Linked DNA regions of Homo sapiens: region 1 is linked to region 2. A link is an interaction called in ENCODE POLR2A ChIA-PET data of the cell type or tissue named here. Cell type or tissue: A673. All regions are shown on one strand. Links, peaks and the distances in the headings refer to the core of each region. The heading gives the core; the rest is flanking DNA.

The links. Peaks named below come from ENCODE experiments on the same cell type or tissue, not always from the same donor. Only the 100,000 strongest peaks of a DNase experiment are listed, where the experiment ranks them.
Region 1: POLR2A ChIA-PET joins it to region 2 with 20 read pairs; 2 of 35 experiments call an interaction of 5 or more read pairs at or near these places.

What each region holds. Positions count from the first base shown.
Region 1 is chr11:46,826,680-46,832,070 of GRCh38, reverse strand. The region is part of intron 1 of CKAP5 (cytoskeleton associated protein 5); the gene reads left to right. Among named protein-coding and RNA genes, the nearest start is that of CKAP5, 17 kb to the left of the region's middle. RefSeq lists enhancers at 4,783-5,333, 5,334-5,391. In A673, for the core only: no CTCF peak of the experiment used is centred there; a DNase peak (open chromatin) is centred at 5,140; H3K4me3 peaks cover 575 bases; H3K27ac peaks cover 1,248 bases.
Region 2 is chr11:46,965,777-46,971,167 of GRCh38, reverse strand. All of the region lies in intron 1 of CSTPP1 (centriolar satellite-associated tubulin polyglutamylase complex regulator 1), which reads right to left. Among named protein-coding and RNA genes, the nearest start is that of CSTPP1, 32 kb to the right of the region's middle. In A673, for the core only: no CTCF peak of the experiment used is centred there; no DNase peak of the experiment used is centred there.

The DNA.
Region 1 (5,391 bases), core at 266-5,265, 140 kb after region 2:
CTGGGCAAGTGGTGAGACCCCATCTCTACAAAAAGTAAAAAAGTTGGGCATGGTGGCAAACACCTGTGGTCCCAGCCACATGAGATGCTGAGGCAGAAGTTTTGCCAGAGCCCCGGAAGTCGAGGCTGCAGTGAGCCATGTTCCTGCTACTGCACGCCAGCCTCAGTAACAAAGCAAGACCCTGTCTCAGAAAAAAAAAAAAAAAAAAAGGATAAGTTTATTGTATATTTAAGACTTCTGACTGGGTGGGGTGGCTCGCAAGTGTAATATCAACTCTTTGGGAGGCTGAGGCAGGAGGACTGCTTGAGCCTGGGAGTTCGAGACCAGCCTGGGCCACATAGTGAGACCCTGTCTCTACAAAAAAATTTAAAAATTAGACAGATGTGGTGGTGCATGCCCCAGTAGTCCTAGCTACTCAGGAGGCTGAGGCAGGAGGCTCACATGAGGCTGGGAGGATGAGACTAGAGTGAGCAGTTATTGCACCACCATACTCCAGCCTGGGCAATGGAGCAATACCCTGTCTCAAAAAACAAAAAACAGAAAGACTTCTGTGACTTGATGAAATGGTGCCATTTTAGAAATTTTACACTAGAGCACAAAGCACTATGCAATGCTGGGATAATGAATAAGACTCAGTTCCTTCTTTCAAAGGAGATATCATGTATACAAAAAATGTTAAGAGAGAGAGTGAAGTGTAGCCTATGGGATGAGTATAGGCAGATGATCCAACTTCAAGCCTCTAAGTGGGAATTTTAAAGTTTTAAAGCTTTTAAAAGCATTATTTATCATCTAAGCGGGAGTTAAATAAAGAAAAAGTAAATGAAAAAAATTTAATAATATAAAAAATACAAAAACATTATTATAAAAGATGCTGAAGCTCATTATTAAAAATCAGAAGGCATGGATGGGTATTAAAGTTCAAAGTAAAAGTTTTTTCAAAAAAATTTCTTTGCTTAACCCTTAGACACACTCTCAGAAGTCATGGTTAACAATTTTTTTCTTTTTTGAGACTGATTCTCACTTTGTTGCCCAGCCTGGAGTGCAGTGACGCGATCTCGGCTCACTGCAAGCTCCGCCTCCCAGATTCACGCCATTCTCCTGCCTCAGCCTCCCGAGTAGCTGGGACTACAGGCACCCGCCACCATGCCCGGCTAATTTTTTTGTATTTTTAGTAGATACATGGTTTCATCCTGTTAGCCAGGATGGTCTCGATCTCCTGACCTCGTGATCCGCCCCCACCTTGGCCTCCCAAAGTGCTGGGATTACAGGCAAGAGCCACCACCCCGGCCCATGGTTAATAATTTTCTACAGATCCTTCCAGAAAATGTTTATGTGCATTCAAACATGTACAATGATGTCCTAGTTTTCTATGGCTGCTGTAACAAATGACCACAAACTTGGTGGCTTAAAAAAACAGGATTTATTCTCTCACAGTATGGAGGCCAGAAATCCAAAATGAGTCTTATGGACCTACATCAGGGTGTCAGTCAGCAGGGCCACACTCCCTCCAGAGCCCCTAGGAAAGAATCTGTTCCTTGCCTCTTCCAGCTTCTGGTGGCTGCTGGCACTCCTAGGCCTGTGGCCATCTTTCTCTACTCTATTCTAATTTTTTTTTTTTTTTTTTTTTTTTGAGACGGAGTCTTGCTCTGTTGCCCAGGCTGGAGTGCGGTGGTGCCATCTCGGCTCACTGCAAGCTCTGCCTCCCAGGTTCATGCCATTCTCTTGCCTCAGCCTCCCGAGTAGCTGGGACTACAGGTGCCTGCCACCACGCCCGGCTAATTTTTTGTATTTTTAGTAGAGACGGGGTTTCACCGTGTTAGCCAGGATGGTTTCGACCTCCTGACCTTGTGATCTGCCTGCCTTGGACTCCCAAAGTTCTGGGATTGCAGGCGTGAGCCACCGTGCCCGGCCTACTCTATTCTAATCTTTCTCTGATCCCTCTTCATATCACTTTCTCCATTGGGTCAAATCTCCCTCCGTCTTGCCCATAATGATATATGTGATTGCCTTTACCCACCCAAACAATCCAGGGTAATCCCCCCATCTCAAGATCCTTAATTTAATCACATCTGCAAAGACCCTTTTTCCAAATAAAGTAACATTTACAAGTCCCAGGGATTACAACGTGATTTCTTTGGGGGTCATTATCAGCCTACACAAATGCATATGTAAATGTGTATGTGAGATACACACACACACACACACACACACACACACACACACACACACACATACAAAAAAGGAATTAGACTTCATATACTGTCTTGCAAATTTCTTCTTAAAACTTAATGGATTTCTTCCACATAGGCACATTTGACCCTTGAGCAATGCCAACGTTAGGGATCCCCCTGTGCAGTGGGAACTTCACATATAATTTTAGACACCCCCAAAACTTTACTAATAGCCTACTGTTGACCAGAAGCCTTATTGATAACATAATTGTTTAACACATATTTTGTATATGTATTATATATTGTATTCTTACAGTAAAGTAAGCTAGAGAAAAGAAAATGTTAAGAAAATCAGAAGGAGGAAAAATATTTTTTCTCGCTCCATCGTTCAGGGTGGAGTGTTGTGGTCCCCTCTTGGCTCACTCTTTCTGGGCTCAGGCAATCCTTCTACCTTAGCCTCCCGAGTAGCTGGGACTAACAGGCATGTGCCACCAGGCCCAGATAATTTTTTGTATTTATTTTTAGAGACAGTAAGTAGACTGTCTTTTAAGTAAAGTAAGACTTTATTGCCCAGTAAGTAGAAAATATATTTACTATTCATTAAATGGAAGTGGATCATCATAAAGGTCTTCATCCTTGTCATCCTCATGTCGAATAGGCTGAGGAAGAGGAGGGGTTGGTCTTGCTGTCTTAAGGGTGACAGGGGCAGAAGAAAATTCACATGCAAGTCAACCCGTGCAGTTCAAATCCATGTTGTTCAAGGGTCAACTGTATTTATATATTTACTTCTGTCTTCCATATCATCTTTTGTTTACTTTAAATATTTGCAAAGCAATTTTTGTATAGACGAATGTCTCATTTTTTGTGTATGGTAAAAAACAATAGTATAAAATTTACCATCTTAACCATTTTTAAGTGTACAGTTCAATAGTGTTAAGTATATTCACATCGTTATGAAACAGATCTCCAGAACTTTCTCATCTTGCTAATCTGAAACTCTGTATCTAAATATTTCTCTTATCCCCCTCCCAAGCCACACCCCCACCCCATCTTTGGTTACTACCATTCTACTTTCTGGTTCTATGAATTCATGAATTTGACTGCATACCTCATAAAAGTGGGTTCATACAGTATTTGACTTTTTTTGTGACTGTTAGTAGATTTTTTTCTCTAATTTTTAAAATGTTTAATTCGCTCATAAGCACAGCACAGGGTATTATCCATTTGTGTGTGCATACACACATACACTCATTGTACTATGTTTATTGCAGTTAACTGAAGTCCTATGTCACTAGAATGCTATGTAACAGAAAATGTTGGTCATACCTCTTGTGATAAATATTTGTTGGGTACTTATTTTGTATCACACATTGGAAGAAAAAGATAATTAAGATACATTCCAGCCCTTGCCCTTGAGGAACTCACAATCTGATGAGAAAGGCTGATCTGCAAACCATTACCCTCAGAACAGTTAAGCTTGATGGGAATATAATGAATGAAGGTCTTAATTACCTAATTCAGAGGTATTCTTTACAGTTAAATGCATTGTAGAATGAGACTGTCTTGGCAGTTCAAAAATCAGACTGTTTTAATCTGAATCCATTTTTTACTTGGCAACTTTATTTATTTATCTACCCCGCCCCCACCCAAGTAAGGAAAAGATACTTGGCAACTTTAGCTTAGGGTTCTCTAAAACCTTCAGAATAAGAGTAACCTGAGTCTGCTCCCTGGTGGAGCAATCTTCATAACTGTTCTTTGGATTCTTAAATTTCTGCTTTATTCCTGTTGTGGATAGGAGAAATTGGGTTACTTACAAATGGTCTTTAAGCTTACTACATTGATTCCTGTACTGATCTGATGATGGCCCAAGGCTTTAAGGAGGTGTGTTGATTCATCTAAATTAGGTGGAGTAATATGGACTTAAAAAAAGCACATATCTTTCCTGTTGGTATGATGGGAGACACAAAATGCAGTCAAACCTTGTAAACTAGGATTCAGGACAAACTCCTCCTACAAAAAGAAAATTAAAACTAGTTGCTAACCTTTGGAGATCTCAGAGACTAGGACTTAACTCCTTGAAATATTAATGCCGTTTCTACTACAATTTTCTTAAGAACTCTTCATATTAAATTAGATGATTGCACATTACAATTGTATTGGCATGCAAGATTACTTACATAGACTTGTACATTTATTTACGTTGACTTTTAGGTCAATTTTTGAAAGATCACATTTTACACACAAGATGGGGAAGGTTATTTTTCTTTTTTTCTTTTATAGAGGTATGGTTTTGGTTAGTTGTTCAGGGTGGAGTGCTGTGGTGCAGTCTGGCTCACTGCAGCCTAGTCCTGGGCTCAGGATCCTCCCACCTCAGCCTCCGGAGTAGCTGGGACTAGTCTTGTACCACCATGCCCAGCTAATTTTTTATTTTTTGTAGAGATGGGGTCTCACTTTGTTGCCCAGGCTGGTATTTTTCTATTTCACCTTCTATTACCTTCCTGCCCATCTTGTATCATTGTCCAGGATTCCTCCAGTTTTGTAAAGAACGAATTCCGTGAAAAGGTGAGGTGGAGCATTGTAGGATCTTTTCCAGGCCTTTGAGTTGCCATTTGAAGAACTGCTCGAGTCCAAAGGAGGTTAATGAAGTAAGCAGCTTACATATAATGAGGGGCTATGTATCTACCTTGATGCTTTGGCTGTTACCTGCAGTAATTTTTTTCACCCTTGGAGGAGGGATTAGGATTGTGATAGTGGGAACTGGTCATCTCCTTTGTTTCTGGAATATTACGTGTAATACTACCAAAAAAAGAGGTCCACCCAACTGCAGTAGTCTTCCTAGTTGGTCCATCATTTGCCTCTTGCCTGGGAAAGCCTAGGACCTAGAAGCAGCGCCTGAGGCCTGCAAACCTCTGGGCGAAGATACACTGCGGCCCCTTTAAGCTTTCAGAGTGTGCGGAGAGGGGAGCTGAGGGTGGGGCGGGCACTCTGACAGTGGCGCTCCGGGCCCCGCCCTCGGAGGAGGCGTTTCCCAGCGGACCGCAGCACCAATGCTGCTGCCGCCGCCGCCGCCGCCTGCCGGGTATTCCTGCTGATCCTGCTCGGACCTTAGCTTCCCTGACCTCTCCCTGCCCGGGGAGCGTAAGTGTCAAACCACGGGCAAAGGGCAAGCATCCCGCGACCGTGCTGCAAGTCCTGGTGGACAGTACTGGGGACTTTGCTG
Region 2 (5,391 bases), core at 56-5,055:
AGGATAAGCGCCCTCTTATGCCAATTCCCCAGAGTATTCACTGCTAACAGTTTGATCTATACCTTCCATAACTTACACTACATGTGACCATATACTTGTTGACAAATGTTGCATTAACTTGTTTTGTAGAAAAGTGTAATGACACTATACATATGTACTTTATTCTACAACTCATTTTTTCACTTAATACTTCATGTACATCTTTCCATATTAACAAATCTAATTCTTTGTAATGGCTACATCGTAGTATCTATCATAGAAATACCATAATTTATTAATTGTTCCCTTATTGATGGGCATGTGGATTGATTCTAATTTTTCACCTTTATGAAGAATGTTGCACATGAACAAACTCTTAAATCATTTCCTTTGACTGCTTGACAGGACTGTAACATAAATTTGTGTCATTTATTTTCTGTACATATCATATTAAGCTTTATTCATCATATTCATCATAATCGTCCTTATTCTGTCATTTTCCTTTTATCTGTGTTATTTGTTGTACACAAATTTTAAAAACCAACATCTATTTATGCATCAATCTGCCCTTACAGATCTATATCAATTTTTATATGTAAAATTATCTCAGCCATAATTATACTTTAGTTATAAAAAATACATTAATATTTTATTAATATTTTAATTCAAACTACAATTCAATGTACCATATGGTATGAGGCATGAACCTAAATTTATTTTTGCCATATTGAAATCTAGTTATCTCAATTAATGAATTTTATTTATTTATTTATTTATTTATTTATTATTATTATAAAGTTTTAGGGTACATGTGCACAATGTGCAGGTTAGTTACATATGTATACATGTGCCATGCTTACTTTGTTACACTTAGTTTGTCACAGATTAAATAGATTTGTTCTTTGGCATCTATTTCCGGGATCTCAATTGTGTATCATTTGCTTAGTTTTAAGTTAGAAATTTACTACCAAACATTTTTTACAACTTTCTATTTAAATATAATAATATACAGAAAAATGTAAATTTATACTTATAATCAGCACCCTAGAAAACATCCTACAGCCACTGTCTAGTCCCTAACCCCTCAATGGTAAATTGTGCCTGTTTTATATATGTATGTGTGTATACATATATAAACTATCTATATAGTCTATTATAGTATGCAGTCTTTTGCCTCTGGCTTCTTTCACTCAACATTATGTTTGTGCATCCTGGCCAACATGGCGAAACCATGTCTGTACTAAAAATACAAAAAAATTAGTCGGGTGTGGTGAAGTGCACCTGTAATCCCTGCTACTTGGGAGGCTGAGGCATGAGAATCGCTTGAACCCAGGAGGCGGAGGTTGCAGTCAGCTGAGATCATGCCACTGCACTCTAGCCTGGGTGACAGAGTGAGACCCTGTCTCAAAAAAAAACATTATGTTTGTGGGGTTTATCCATATAGCTGTGGGTAACTGTTCATTAATTCTCATTGCAGCATAATATCCCATTGTTCAATCTCATTACAGAATAACAGTCCATTGTTGAATATACCACAATTTATTTATCAGTTCCACTGTTGACGGCATTTGTTTTCTTTAGTTCCAGTTTCCCATAATCTGGACCTATTATGAATAGTGCCACTACGAGCATTCTAGTATGAGTTTTTTGGTAAACATATGTCCACACTTCCCTTGTTTCTGTGCCTAGAAGTGAATAACTGGGTCACAGGGTATACATAGGTTCAGCTTTATATACTGCCAAACAATTTTCCAAAATATATCATTTCATATTCTCATCAGCAAACAATTATAAAAGCTTTTACCATTTATAATGTTTCTATATCCATCTTCTGTTATATAAAACTGCATCTTTTTATTTTGCATACTTTAATCAGAACAATGTAAACAAAAAAACTCAATACACAATGTCCAACCCTGTTGTCAAATGCAGGAGGGGCGGGGGCTTCAGGCCCTTGTATTCTGCCTTACACATAAGGACAGAAGAGAAAGAAAAAAAACCCCACTGTATTAGCAAAGTGAGCCAGGTAGAACAAGGCCACTCAGTGTTGCCGTGGGAGTCATGGGGACCTATATTCATCTTTTTAAAAAAAATGTTCAGATCTGGTCTTTCTGTAAGACAAGAATATCCAATAGTATAAAAACGAACAGTGGTTCTAGAGGATTCTAGAGGCCTAAGAACAGTGTTTCTTTTTCTTATTTTTCAAGAAATATAACCCTAATGCTTCTCTTGGTTGTAAATGAAGACATTAACAAAAGTTAGAAACACTCTTTTTTTTATTATTATTATTGAGACAGAATCTCACTCTGTTGCCCAGGCTGGAATGCAGTGGCACGATCTCGGCTCACTGCAACCTCCGCCCCCCGGGTTCAAGCGATTCTCCTGCCTCAGCCTCCTGAGTAGCTGGGATTACAGGCACACACCATCACACCCGGCTAATTTTTGTATTTTTAGTAGAGACGGGGTGTCACCATGTTGGTCAGGCTGGTCTCGAACTCCTGACCTCGTGATCCACCTGCCTCAGCCGCCCAAAGTGCTGGGATTACAGCTGTGAGCCACTGCGCCCAGCAGAAACACTCTATTTTTAATTGTTCGGGGGGGTGATCAAGATTAGATACTAAAAAAAATTAGATAATTTTATCAAAAGGCTTTGAATGTCTACTAATGTGCTCCTATGGGTAATTCCAGTTATCATTTTCTTATAAATAATATTATAGATAAGACTGGTCTATTTCTGGGATAAACATATATATGTATATATATTTATTTTAATAATATATTAAATATATTATTTAAATATATTAAATATTATATATAATTATATATTATATATATTAATTAAATATATATATATTTATGCCATTTGCTAGAATTGTATTGAGGGATGTTTACATTTTTGCTTGTATCTTAAAATAGTGTTAAATAAAATTTATAGAAGGCCTTTGATTTCAACTGAGTTCCTGCGCTAGGCCCCAGTAGACTAAACCAAAATGGAGTCACTCAGGCTAAAGCTCCAGGTCACCAAACTAAAACTAAGTCAGTTATCTGACCTTCTGAGAAGTCAAGAGAGATAACAGCCAAATCTCCAAATGGGCCAGTTTCAGCCAGCATGAAAAGAAGTCTCCTCTGTTCTGACCCTACAAGGAAAGTAACTTCAAAACAACCAATCTGCTTCAGTTTCTTGTTTCTGCTTTCTTCCGCCCTTCCCTACCTATAAAGCCAATCTCCTCCACTCAGCTCACCGGAGCCCCTTTTCTAAATTTTTAGAGGAGATACTGCCCTGTTCATGAATCATTAATAAAAGTTAATTTGATATTTGAACTAAATTTGTTGAAATGTTGTCTCGATAATAATATAGTTAATAATAATATATAATAATATAGTTATAAATAATAATATAGTTTCCTATTTTAAGATTATTTTTTGCCAGGATTAAGGATAAATCCAATATTTACCTCATTAAATATACCCAAAATTACTAAGATTAGCTAATATTTATGGAGTTCTTCCTATGTGCCGGGCACAGTTGTAAGAGTTTTATTCATTTAATCCTCCTAAGAGTCTAATATTATTCTTCATTTTACAAATCTGGAAACTAAGCACAGAGAAGACAAGTAACCTGCCCAAGATCACATAGCTATGAAGAAACATGAAATAGCGAAAACAACTTTGAAAAAGAAAAACTAAGTTGGAGGACTTACTCTACCTGATTTTAAGATTTATGGTAAAGCTACAGTCATTAAGACAGTGTGATATTAGCATAAAGATACATATATACAATGATGGAATATAAGAATCTAGAAATATGCACATACATGGCCAATTCATTTTCAACAAGGTGGCAAGGCAATTCATTGGAGAAAATATAATCTTTTTAATAAATGGTGCTGGAATACTTCGATATTCATATACAACTCATATACAAAAAAATGAACCTTTCCTCACACCATTAGAAAAATTAACTCATTAACTCAGAATGGGCCATAGACCTAAATGTAAGAGCTAAAACTATAAAACTTCCAGAAGAAAATATAGGAGATAATCTTAGTGACCCTGGGTTAGGTAAAAATTTCCTAAATATGACATAAAATATATGAGCTATTAAAGAAAAAATTTGATGTTACACTTTATCAAAATTTTAAATGTTTGCTCTTCAAAAGACACCATAGAGTCTGTCTCTCCCAGCCATATAAGGTCACCCCGAGAAGGCAAAAATCTGGAAGGGAAGGGAGCCCTCACCAGGAGCCAAATTGGCCAGCACCTTGATCTTGGACTTCTGAGCCTCCAGAACTGCGAGAAAACAGTTGTTTAAGCCACCCCAGTTTGCATATTTTGTTATGACAGCCCAAGCTGACTAATACAGCCAGTTTCACTTACAAATATTCTTGAAGATACAGTAAATATTAATTTCATTAAATCTTACCCCTTGCCCCATAAGTACATGCCTTTTTAATATTCTATGTACAAACTAGAAAGTATGCATAAAAAATTTCTGCAAAAGCATGAAAGTTGTCTTAAAGAAAAGCACTGGAAGATTATTTGACATGCAAGCTCAACTAGCTGTTTTTTTTTTATAAAACACCATTTTTACTTGAAAGAACTAATGCACAAATCCTGGTTGTTCAGACTTGGGTATTTGGCAGAAATTTTCTCAAAAATGAACAAAATGAGCCTGTTACTTCAAGGAAAACAAGTGATAGTATTTGTTATCAGTGATAAAAAGTCAAGCTTTCACATGAAAAATTAAAATTTTGGAAAACTCTACATCTGTGCAGTATGGGAAAAAAAGGAGGAAAACATACTTCATCCATGAGCCTGAGAGCTTCTCGATTCTTAAAGACTTTTCTGGGCCAGGCGCGGTGGCTCACGCCTGTAATCCCAACACTTTGGGAGGCCGAGGCAGGCAGATCACGAGGTCAAGAGATCGAGACCATCCTGGCCAACATGGTGAAACCCCGTCTCTACTAAAAATACAAAAATTAGCTGGGCATGGTGGCGCACGTCTGTAGTCCCAGCTACTTGGGAGGCTGAGGCAGGAGAATCACTTGAACCCGGGAGGTAGAGGTTGCAGTGAGCCAAGATCACGCCACTGAACTCCAGCCTGGTGACACAGCAAGATTCCATCTCAAACAAACAAACAAAAAAAAGACTTTTCTGATAAGATCTGTGGTGATATTAATGAACGTGATCTTTTGATACTGTATCATGAAATACACATTTGGAAGACCTGCTATACTTAAGTGAAGCACCATTTTCTGCATAAATCATACGAGGGTAAAATGTCCTTTCGTAGTGCACATAGACCTGTGAACTTTAATATAAAAGACTCTGAAAAGTTCACTGATGTAGTTTTAGATTTCACAATGCAACTAACCTGTAAGAAACTACTATTTCTCTAGTTTTGGTGAAATA